3 separate regions of the Homo sapiens genome follow, and regions 2 and 3 are each linked to region 1. Evidence: chromatin contacts called from ENCODE Hi-C or POLR2A ChIA-PET data. All regions are on one chromosome and are shown on one strand. The core of a region is the stretch at or near the end of the contact, and the rest is flanking DNA. Distances in the headings are between cores, read along the strand shown. Region 1 holds the start of AHI1-DT (AHI1 divergent transcript). Region 2 has its middle 33 kb from the start of HBS1L. Region 3 overlaps HBS1L (HBS1 like translational GTPase).

Region 1 (3,051 bases), core at 359-2,858:
ATTCATTCAACAAATGTTCATGAAATGCCAACTATTTCATAGACACTGTGGTAGATGCTGGGGATAGAGAAAATACAAAGTAAACTATGAAACTATAGAATGAGCATCCAAAGTCTAATATATAGAATGAGTATCCGAAGTCTAATAGGGAGTAGGAGTGTTTGAAGGAGTCAGTCAACCTGCTTAAGATTCAAAGGATGGACAACATTTGGCTGTGATGCAGGAGTGTAAAAGGAGGAATTTTCAGGAAGAGAGGACAATATGAGTAAGGACGGGGCGTGAAAGGCTATGGATTGTTTTTCATGGTACACATAATTCAATGTTGCATAAAACTGCATGGTACACATGATTCAATATTGCATAAAATTGGAACAAGAAGCTAACGAGAGATGAAACTAGTCAGGGAGATGGAGAATCTTGTATCCTAGGCAAAGTAATCATTTTCTCTTACAGATTGCCTTTCAAAAATTTTCAGCAGGAGAGTGCCATTATCCGATTTACATTTTTAGTCAGGTCATTCTGATAGCAGTGTGGAGAATTTAAGAGTCAAACTGGAGTCAGAGAACTGGTAAAGGGCCCATCTGAGGAAGTTAAAAAGAGAGAATGGATATGCTTTGGCATAAGATGCATTTAGGATACTCTACTGTTCTTACTAAAACACTGGGAGGATTGTGGTGGCTTACAGCAAGATAGAAATCTAGGAGAGTATGTTTAGAACGGAAAGTTGAACAGCTCAGTTCGGTACGCATTGGATTAGTAATCTTTCTCGTTGCTTCCTCACAGGATTTAGGGAAGCACAAGACATATAGTTTGTAAGGTGTGGCAATGTCAGTAAGAATGGAAAAGCTGGCCTCCATAAACTCTTACTGTACAAATGAAGCAACAGCTTACAGCGGGTGGCTGTAGGTACAGGAAATGGCCTGTATTCACGAGTGTATTCACGAGTCCACGAGTAGCGCATCTAGTATTTTTCCAGCCCTGGTGACTCAGAGCTGAAGATGGCGCCTGTGGCAGAAATCAGAAAAGTGGGAGGGAGCATTAGGTGTAGAAAAGGATGGCGTTTTAACTTTTGTTTTGTTTTTCACACACAGGGAGATAGCTCTAAAGGAACAGTGGATAATTTTTTCTTAAAATTTTGTCTGTAGTACAACTTCATTTTCCACGCCTTAAAACCATGTTTTCTTTTGTGGGCGCGATCGCGTGGGGAGTGACAAATCTGTTTCTTTGCCTCATTCATTCATTTTCTTATTCTGGGCGGCTTCCATGACAGCCTCCCCAGTTTTCCTTTGCCCAGTCAGTTTTTCCCTGCGCTAGCTACAATTCTAAGGCGAAAAGAGCATTTTCGGAGGTGAGGGCGGGGAAAACTCAAGACTCTGTAGGGGCACCCGCGCATTTCCGGGTCCCTTACCGCTCCGAGTGGAGGAGACTGTTCCCGCTCGCGTGGCCGGGGAGGCGGGAGCCCCCTAAGTTCCCTGAAGCTCGCGCCCGCCTGCGGCCTGAGGGCCCCCGGGCAGGCGCCGCACGGCCCCTCCTCCTGGAAGAAGGCGGTGGAGGCGCGGGGACGGGGCCGCGGTCTTCGCCTAGAGCGCGGGACGCATCGGTCGCCATGGGAACGGCGGCGTAGGCAGGCGCTGACGTCAGCAGGCGGCGCGCTGTCCGCACTGCGGCACAGAGCCGCGGCTTGCTTTCAGGACACGGGTCGCTGGCGGGTTAGGTGGCTGCGTGGCCGCCTCACTTCGCGCACGCGCCGCTAGGCTGGGGGAGTTGATTTGCACTGCTCCGGGTGTCGGCTCCGGCGGGACGGGCGGTTCTGCGTACCCCTCTCCGTGAGTACATCATGGGTGCGCTGGTGGCGGGAGCGCGGGCCGGGGTGCTCGGCCTGCCCGGCCCTCTCCTGGGCGGCGTGTCGGGGCTGCTGGAGTCCGAGAGCGCGGAGGCTGATAGCGTAGTGACCGACGAGCGTGGGCCGGGTGTCCCGGGGGAATGCGATTTCTGAGAGTCCTCACCGTACTTTTGCGCTTCTTTCACTGGTCTCCGTGTCCCCGGAGAGTTGAGCATGGTGCTCTGATAGAGAATTCAATCTTTGCCTTTCCTACTCCCGATTCTTATTTAAATGCTTTTAAATCAGATGTGTACTGAGTGTGTTTATTTCCTTTTAGAGTGTCAACCTGGGGCTGAATCTTCAACCTGTCAAAGCCTTCTTAATTATGTCTGAGAAAAGGTGATCAATTTGTTATATTTATAAGAGCCAAATTATATTAATAGGGTTGTTTCGAGATGCATAAAAATAGAACAAAAATGTAGACCATTTAAGAATCCTTATCAAAGGTTGTGCTGCGTTTAGCATTCCTGTAAAAACATCTATTGTGAAAATAAAGCTTTCCCCTTTCTTTTGAGAAAGAGATGCCAACGATTTTTTCACCTGTTGCATTAACAGTTGCTGTTACTGCTTGGGCGTTAGGAGGAAGATTGCTTCTTATGAGTACTCTGGGAAATTTTTTAAAGAATGCTTGAAAGAAATTCAAATACCAAAAGTGTTTTTAAACCATACCTAGAATCTTGTTTATGAGGAATAATATTTATGAAGTTAGAATCTTGTTTACTTATGAAGAATCTTGTTGATTTATTCATTGAATTTTGTATACAGGATTTTTGTTTGTCTTTTTTTCCCTTGCGATAACATTTGGTTAAGGAGCGAATTATCAAGCCTCTCAGTTTTTTCTCCCAATGATATTGAGCCACATATTGGCTGATAATCAGGTTGTCTGTAAAATAAAATGAGATGAAATGTAATCCATTTAATTTTCCTGTGTAATATCTCTTAGACGCTCCTGTGAAAGGGTTTGTGAGGGAGAAGTTGTAAAATAATGGAATATATAAGAATCAGAGGTGTCTTTTAAAGTCCTATCTGATTTTTTGCAGAGGTTACTAATCAAATATTAGCCGTTAATTCTATCATGTTTGCTGTAGTACATATTAAGATTTAGAGATGGCTGAGCGCAGTGGGTCACGCCTGTAATCCTAGCACTTTGGGAGGCTAAAGTGGGTGGA
Region 2 (3,073 bases), core at 59-2,558, 410 kb after region 1:
ATTGGATATGGGGAGAGTATTTGCACCAAGGAATTTGGCAAACAATACCAGTCAGGGTTATTGATTGATTGACTGACTAATTTCAAGAGAGCTGGCTTACCAGTTCACCACTGGTGTGGGTAATCTATGTCTCCCAAAGAAAGAAATATGCACTTTATTCCTAATTAATATTTACTCATTTTATCCTAGCTGACCCTAAATCAGGTCAGCTGAACTGTTACCTCAGGAGCATGTAAGATTGCAGACAACATAAAGACCTGCATTTGTTGATAAATACATGAGTGCCTTCTAGGTGCTGTGGATATAGTACTGACTAAAGTCAGACACAGTACTTGCCCTCATGGTGCTTACAGCTTGCTGGAGGAGACAAATGTTAATAAAAGAATGCCATAAATACTGTAAAATTCAGCCATGGTTAAGAGCCGTGAAAGACAGAGATGTCATATTACCAGAGTGTGTAAAAGGAGGATCTGACTCAGGGAAGTAAGGGAAGGCTTTTGTAAGAAAGTGATGTTTGCCTGAGATTTAAAGGAACAGCAGGATTAAAATAGACAAAGCTAGCAGGTGCTTAGTACCTGACACACAGTAGGTGCTCATTAAAGATAAATGGTGGGTAAATTATGTTCCGCTCATGCACTGGAATCTCTGTTGAACTTTGATAGCAATTTCCTGGGAAACATGGGTTTCTTTCTATTAAAACACACCACTCCGGGATGACAGCTACGATCTCTTACAAACTGGTTTTCAGGGACCGTTAACACCTGCTCACTGGAAGAACTCCAGTTCTGTGTGAGATCATGTGATAGGAGACCCGTGGCCTTTAGCTACACATCAACCACACAAGTAGCTGTGGTTTGCAGAGTTAAAAAAAAAAGTTATTTTCCTTTTGAAGCCCAGAAACTGCCAGCCTCTGGAGTTGTTGTGACGCTGCCTTCATGTCTGGATGTTTGTTCCCTTGTGTACAGTGACTCATGTTCCATCTTGTCCCTTTGCCATATGGTTTACAGAGGTAATATTCCCTCAAGGAAACAAAAACACAACAACACAATCATCTCTAAGATAGTGGAACTTAGGTTTTGAATGCAATTGTACGTAGAATATGAGAACATTTTGCTTAGAGAAATCAAACATATCTGTAATATACAGTAAAGGTGCTTCTTTGGGGGTGGTGAGAGTGCAGGCGGATGTGGAAAGGAAGGCAGGACACAAGTGTGATTTGGTGAGAGCTGTTGGTGGATATGCCAACTGGGACCTATGGTGGGAGAACCTCGCTGCCTCAAGCACAAATGCACAAAGCTCACACTAGGGGGCTCAGGGTTCTAGGATTTATGGGTTGGGAAGGGGAAGGGGAAGGGTGTCTTCCACCATCTGGCACTCTGTGGTCCAGCTGTGTTAATCCAACCATTACTGTCCTCATGTTTAGCCCACAGCATCAACAGCTCTTTCTTTTTCATTGAATTTCATAAAGGGATATGAAAGTTTTTAATGTCAAAGTTTTGATTCCTATAACCATGTCATCCCCATAGAAGCCAAAGTCTTTCCACATAGTCATCATAAATACCCTGGCCTGGTACTTTACCTCTGTCCACATAATGAGCAGAAAGGGGTCCTCCTAATGTATATTGAATGTATAATATGTACCAAGTATTACAGTTCACCCATCATCCTGTAATCCTTCAGCAAAGCGATGAAGGAGGTGTCATCTCTATTTTATAAATAAAGAAACTGAATTGTAGTGATATTAAGTAGCTCCACTTACCCAGTAAGTGGAGAGCTTGGGGATTTGTGTCTACGTATATCTGCTTTCTTTCTACTATGCTGAAGTGTGTTTTTGTCTCTCTGGGTTTTTTGTTTGTTTGTGTTTTATTGTTTTTCTTTTCCTTTTTTTTCTTTCTTTTTTCTTTTTTTTTCTTTTTTTTTTTGCCATGGTCTAGTCATGGTGGATAAGAATTTGGAAAAAAAATTGTTTAGCTGCTTTTTTGAAACCTCGGACTAATTTTCCCTAGTTTCAACAATGAAGCAAACTCAGTAATAGTGAGTGATGGAGTTCAGAATAAACTTTCTTATCTTCTTCCAAATGTGACTGAAATTAAGTAAAAAGAGGTGCCATTGTTTTTAACACATCACTTAAATGTAAAGGATTCTGAGGGTCTGGAATGTTTAAGTGAAAGTTACCCGTGCTGAATTTCTACTGATGGAATCTTTTAAACAGAGCTGCTAAAAATGACTTATGGTGATTATCGTTGAGACTTCAAAATCCCGAGTGTATAACCACAACAGTAGTCACAGACACAAGGTGTGTAATATAGAAACACAAAGTTCAGAGGCTTTACCAAATTCATAATAAATTTAGAACCCAGTCAATCTAGAGGAAATTAGTATATAAACAAAAATAGAAAACACGTAAGAGAACAACGTTGTATGAAAGCAAAGTGAAAGCTGTTGAATTTGTCTTTCTATGGTATGCTTAAATACACAGAAACACTTTAATGCATCTGCCCAGATTAGTTGATCTTGATCTGTTCATCCCTAAAGTCAATCTGTGGCAGCACATCAGTCTCTCTGTCAGCAGCCATGGGTAACTTTGGCAAGAGGTGTGCTGGGGATGTCAAGTGGCCATTCCAGACACCCTTGCCAAGGGGCTTTCCTGCTGGCCTCAAGGAAAGATACAGTACATTTCCTGGAATTGATTAGAAATCCCTAGGCTGAGGCCAGGAGCTTAATTTTTAAAATATTCCAGACATCGCAATAAACACAAACCTACTGTTGTTGCTTTTTTCCCCCAATATTTGACTGCAGATTTGGTTGGTGCATGTCTTGTTATGTAGATCATCTACCTAAAAAATTCTTCTAAGAGCTTACCTTCACAGGCAATTTGACTTAATTTTTACAGTAATTTTAAAGCCTAACTTGTCTAGTTGAGAGGGAGGGGGAGTTCCAGGCTTGACTCAGATATGTACCAATGTTGCTATTTTAATAAATGAGCTGTAATCACTATCCTCTGCCTGTTATTTACCCTGGATAGTCTTTGCTTTGATAACCCAAAGTCAATCACATAAACTCTTTTTCTTTC
Region 3 (3,177 bases), core at 3-2,502, 480 kb after region 1:
TAGCTGGGCGTGATGGCGTGTGCCTGTAGTCCCAGCTACTGGGGAGGCTGAGGCAGGAGAATTGCTTGAACCCGGGAGGCAGAGGTTGCAGTGAGCCAAGATCACGCTACTGCACTCCAGCCTGGGCAACAGAACGAGACTCTGTCCCCCAAGAAAAATAAATAAATCAGTATGTGTGTGTATATTTACATTTAGAGGCACTTTGTTGGCAGTTTTTGTATACATTCAACTTCAAAATCACCCTGCTTCAGTTACCTTGGGAATACCACTTCCATGAGGTCCTGAGATTTAGAGGACAGAGAGTGGAAAGGGGAGGGTGCCGTGGAAGCAACCTAGAGAACACCAGAGCGAGAACTCCACTAATCAGCCATGTGAACTTTGGAATCTCACTTAAATTTTCATCTGTAAAATGATGGACAAGACCAAATGACCTCTAACATATGGCTCTCCAACTGTATGATATGTGAATCTCAATTCTATGTAAGGATTCTATGAGGAAGGTAAATACTTGTTTTCAGCCTCCCTCTCTATTGAGTATTAAGAGTTCCTTCATTGGCTGCCTTCTCATTCTTCATTTTCGATAAGCAATCTAGGTCTTGAATTGCTTCATGTGTTTTAATGTTGGTAAACATTCCTGTAAACCTGATTATCCAACTGTTTTCTATGGATTTCTATCTGTATGTCTGGGTTGTTTTTTGTTTATTTGATTTTTTGAGACAGGGTCTTGCTCTGCCGCTCAGGGTGGAGTACAGTGGCATGATCTTGGCTCACTGCAACCTCCGCCTCCCGGGCTCAAGCAATCCATCTTCCTCAGCCTCCCGAGTACCTAGGACTACAGGCGTGTACCACTATGCCCAGCTAATTTTTTTGTGGTTTTTTTTTTTTTTTTTTTTTTTGTAGAGACAGTTTCTCCGTGTTGCCCAGGCTGGTCTTGAACTCCTGGGCTCAGGTGATCTGCCCACCTCAGTCTCCCAAGGTGATGGGATTACAGGCATGAGCCACTGTAGCCGGCCTCTATCTGTATGTCTTAAAGGAATCTCTGACCAAATGTGTCTATATTCATGAACAGTGTCTAGGTTAGAGTCATAGCAGTCATTGAGGTTCCTATGTTTTGCCTTCCTAAGATTTAATTAATCTCCATGTTCTATTAATGTATTGACTCTCATGTCTGTTCCTTCTTACTCATTTCCGGTACTATAGTACTTGTTCAGCTGCAGTCACAGTGGTTGTGGTCTCCTAGAAACTTATCTTAATTTCTCTGTCTCTTTTTTTCGTTTCATCTTATCGTACTGTTCATCACATCTGTTAGAATGAAAGCTATCTAAAAACAGTCTGTCACTCACCTTTGTGTCCTCAGTGCCAAGAACATGCTATAATTTAACCTGAAAAACTCTGAAGATCCAAGATCGTATCTAGGCAGTCTTTCATAAAATAAAATTTTTGGTGACAGTTTCTGCTTAGGAGGAGGAAGCAGAGTTCCTTTATGGACTGTTGTAATTTTGTGCTGAATGAAAGGAGTAAGAGAAATAAGATTCTGACCAGCAGACTTCTCTTAGTTTCCTGGAAGGTATTTCCTGTTTGTTCATGGCATCACCATCTACCCTTTCTTTCTTGGCAGAAAATCTGAGGACTGTCCTTTCTCTCATCTCCTCTGTTCATTCAGATATCAAGGATTCATGATTTTACCTTGTACACTTGTCCCTTGTTTCCTTGGGTTTCGGCTCTGGTACCCCCCTCCATCAAGCATCTGCTGATGCTTAAATCCCTGATATAAAATGTCATCGTATTTGCATATAACCTATGCATATCTTCCTGTATACTTCTACATCATCTGTAGATTACTTTTTTAAATTACCATTACATGAAAAGGAATCTAGATTATAAGTAATCTAGATACCAAATACTATGTAAATAGTAGTTAAATACTTATTTGTAAATTTTTTCAAATATTTTCAATTTGTGTTTGGTCTAATCCATGGATGCAGAACCCAAGGATATGAAGGTCTGACTGTAATATCTTTTAAAGTAAAGTCTCTTAAATATTCCTTTCTCTATCTCCATTGCTCTTAGATCACTGTAGAATTTCTTACATGTATTTGTACAACAATCTTCTAACTGCTTTCCTTTCAATCTTGCCTCCACAATCCATTTTCTATTCTGGGGTCAGAGTAAGTTTTAAAAGTATGATATGTTTCTCCAACGCTTAAATTCCTTCAGTGGCTCTTATGTTTCAAGATCAAGTGAAATATTAGACATGGTTCTAAATGAGTTACCTGCTTTTCTAATCTTATGTCTCACCACATTCTTGGGTCTGTTTATTTCAGTACCTAGCTCAGTGTCACACAGTTGGCATTTCTCGCCTTCCCTTCATGAATGAATATGTGATAGGTAGAGAGTAATTTGTGTTTGTAAATGTCCTGGTATCACATGAGAAAAAGAAGTTGGCATTTTGGTGACTGGCAGAGACCCACGGACTGTGTGCTTTCATATGTGCCAGTCATTACATGTACTTTACATGTATTGGCTCATTTAATTCTCAGTTCTCCTAACATCTTTGTTAGGCAGATACTATTATTTTATGGACGAGGAAACTAGGCATAGAGAAAAGTTGAGTGATTCACTTGAGGTCATGCAGTGGCAAGGCCTGGCTTCAAACTCAGGTTGTGTTGCAGCAGAGTCTATGTCTTATCTACTAACCTAACTGGCTGGTGAATTGGAGGCATTTGGTGTGGAAAGCTTGTTGGGATTCTCCTTTGAGGGTATGAAAAGTATGCATGTAACTTTATATGTGCTTTATTCTGTTGGTAATTACCTCAGAGGCTCTCAGTAAATCTTTGTGAAATGAATCTAAGAGTCTTTCTTCATACATTGCTGGAGTTGGCCTCTGTGATTCATGCATTACCAAGAAGCCATGGCTTCCTTCTGTTAATAATCACAAATCTTGGCACAATAAAATTAAAGTATAATTTTCATGAAAGTAGTGGCTTTTGCATGAAACATGGAAATAGATGAGCCATGGCCATGCATGTGAGAAAACAAGAGTGTTTATGTCAGGGATTTTCAGTCTGTTTATGGGAGTTTGCAAGGAAGAGGTGGATCTTGAGGGGTAAATTGCGGTCGTGTTAAAGACTAAATTTACAAGTAGATTTTTTCTGTACAGAGCTACAGAGTATATTT

What was found. Hi-C counts contacts between places; a loop is a spot of excess contacts on that map. ChIA-PET counts read pairs that join two places held with the same protein, here RNA polymerase II (POLR2A). Pooled maps may share reads with other maps.
Region 2: a pooled map shows a loop between it and region 1 (4-fold over the local background). The contact joins the enhancer-like site here to the promoter of AHI1-DT in region 1. A Hi-C loop is called at or near these places in 1 of 168 maps with a recorded cell type or tissue (CD14-positive monocyte) and 8 of 50 pooled maps. POLR2A ChIA-PET finds 5 or more read pairs at or near these places in 1 of 52 experiments (OCI-LY7).
Region 3: a loop to region 1 is called in a pooled map, with 4 times the contacts of the local background. The contact joins the enhancer-like site here to the promoter of AHI1-DT in region 1. A Hi-C loop is called at or near these places in 1 of 37 single-sample maps with no recorded cell type and 5 of 50 pooled maps. POLR2A ChIA-PET finds 5 or more read pairs at or near these places in 2 of 52 experiments (CD8-positive, alpha-beta T cell and naive thymus-derived CD4-positive, alpha-beta T cell).

What each region holds. Positions count from the first base shown.
Region 1 is chr6:135,496,358-135,499,408 of GRCh38, reverse strand. AHI1-DT (AHI1 divergent transcript) reads right to left here and starts at 1,608. Exons shown (of 6, transcript NR_152842.1): 1 at 1,409-1,608; 2 at 892-1,005. It overlaps AHI1 (Abelson helper integration site 1), which reads left to right and starts at 1,669. Exons shown (of 29, transcript NM_001134831.2): 1 at 1,669-1,826; 2 at 2,160-2,221. RefSeq lists silencers at 1,329-1,548, 1,899-1,958.
Region 2 is chr6:135,085,791-135,088,863 of GRCh38, reverse strand. No RefSeq gene overlaps it. Among named protein-coding and RNA genes, the nearest start is that of HBS1L, 33 kb to the right of the region's middle. RefSeq lists an enhancer at 82-131 and silencers at 2,484-2,543, 2,554-2,633. Within about 2 kb of position 1,308, at least 7 of the 41 ENCODE cell types and tissues checked have a DNase peak (open chromatin) inside an H3K27ac peak, as active enhancers do; they include CD14-positive monocyte, where a contact is called at or near this core.
Region 3 is chr6:135,012,571-135,015,747 of GRCh38, reverse strand. The region is part of intron 4 of HBS1L (HBS1 like translational GTPase); the gene reads left to right. Among named protein-coding and RNA genes, the nearest start is that of MIR3662, 35 kb to the right of the region's middle. Within about 2 kb of position 1,252, at least 3 of the 41 ENCODE cell types and tissues checked have a DNase peak (open chromatin) inside an H3K27ac peak, as active enhancers do; they include CD8-positive, alpha-beta T cell, where a contact is called at or near this core.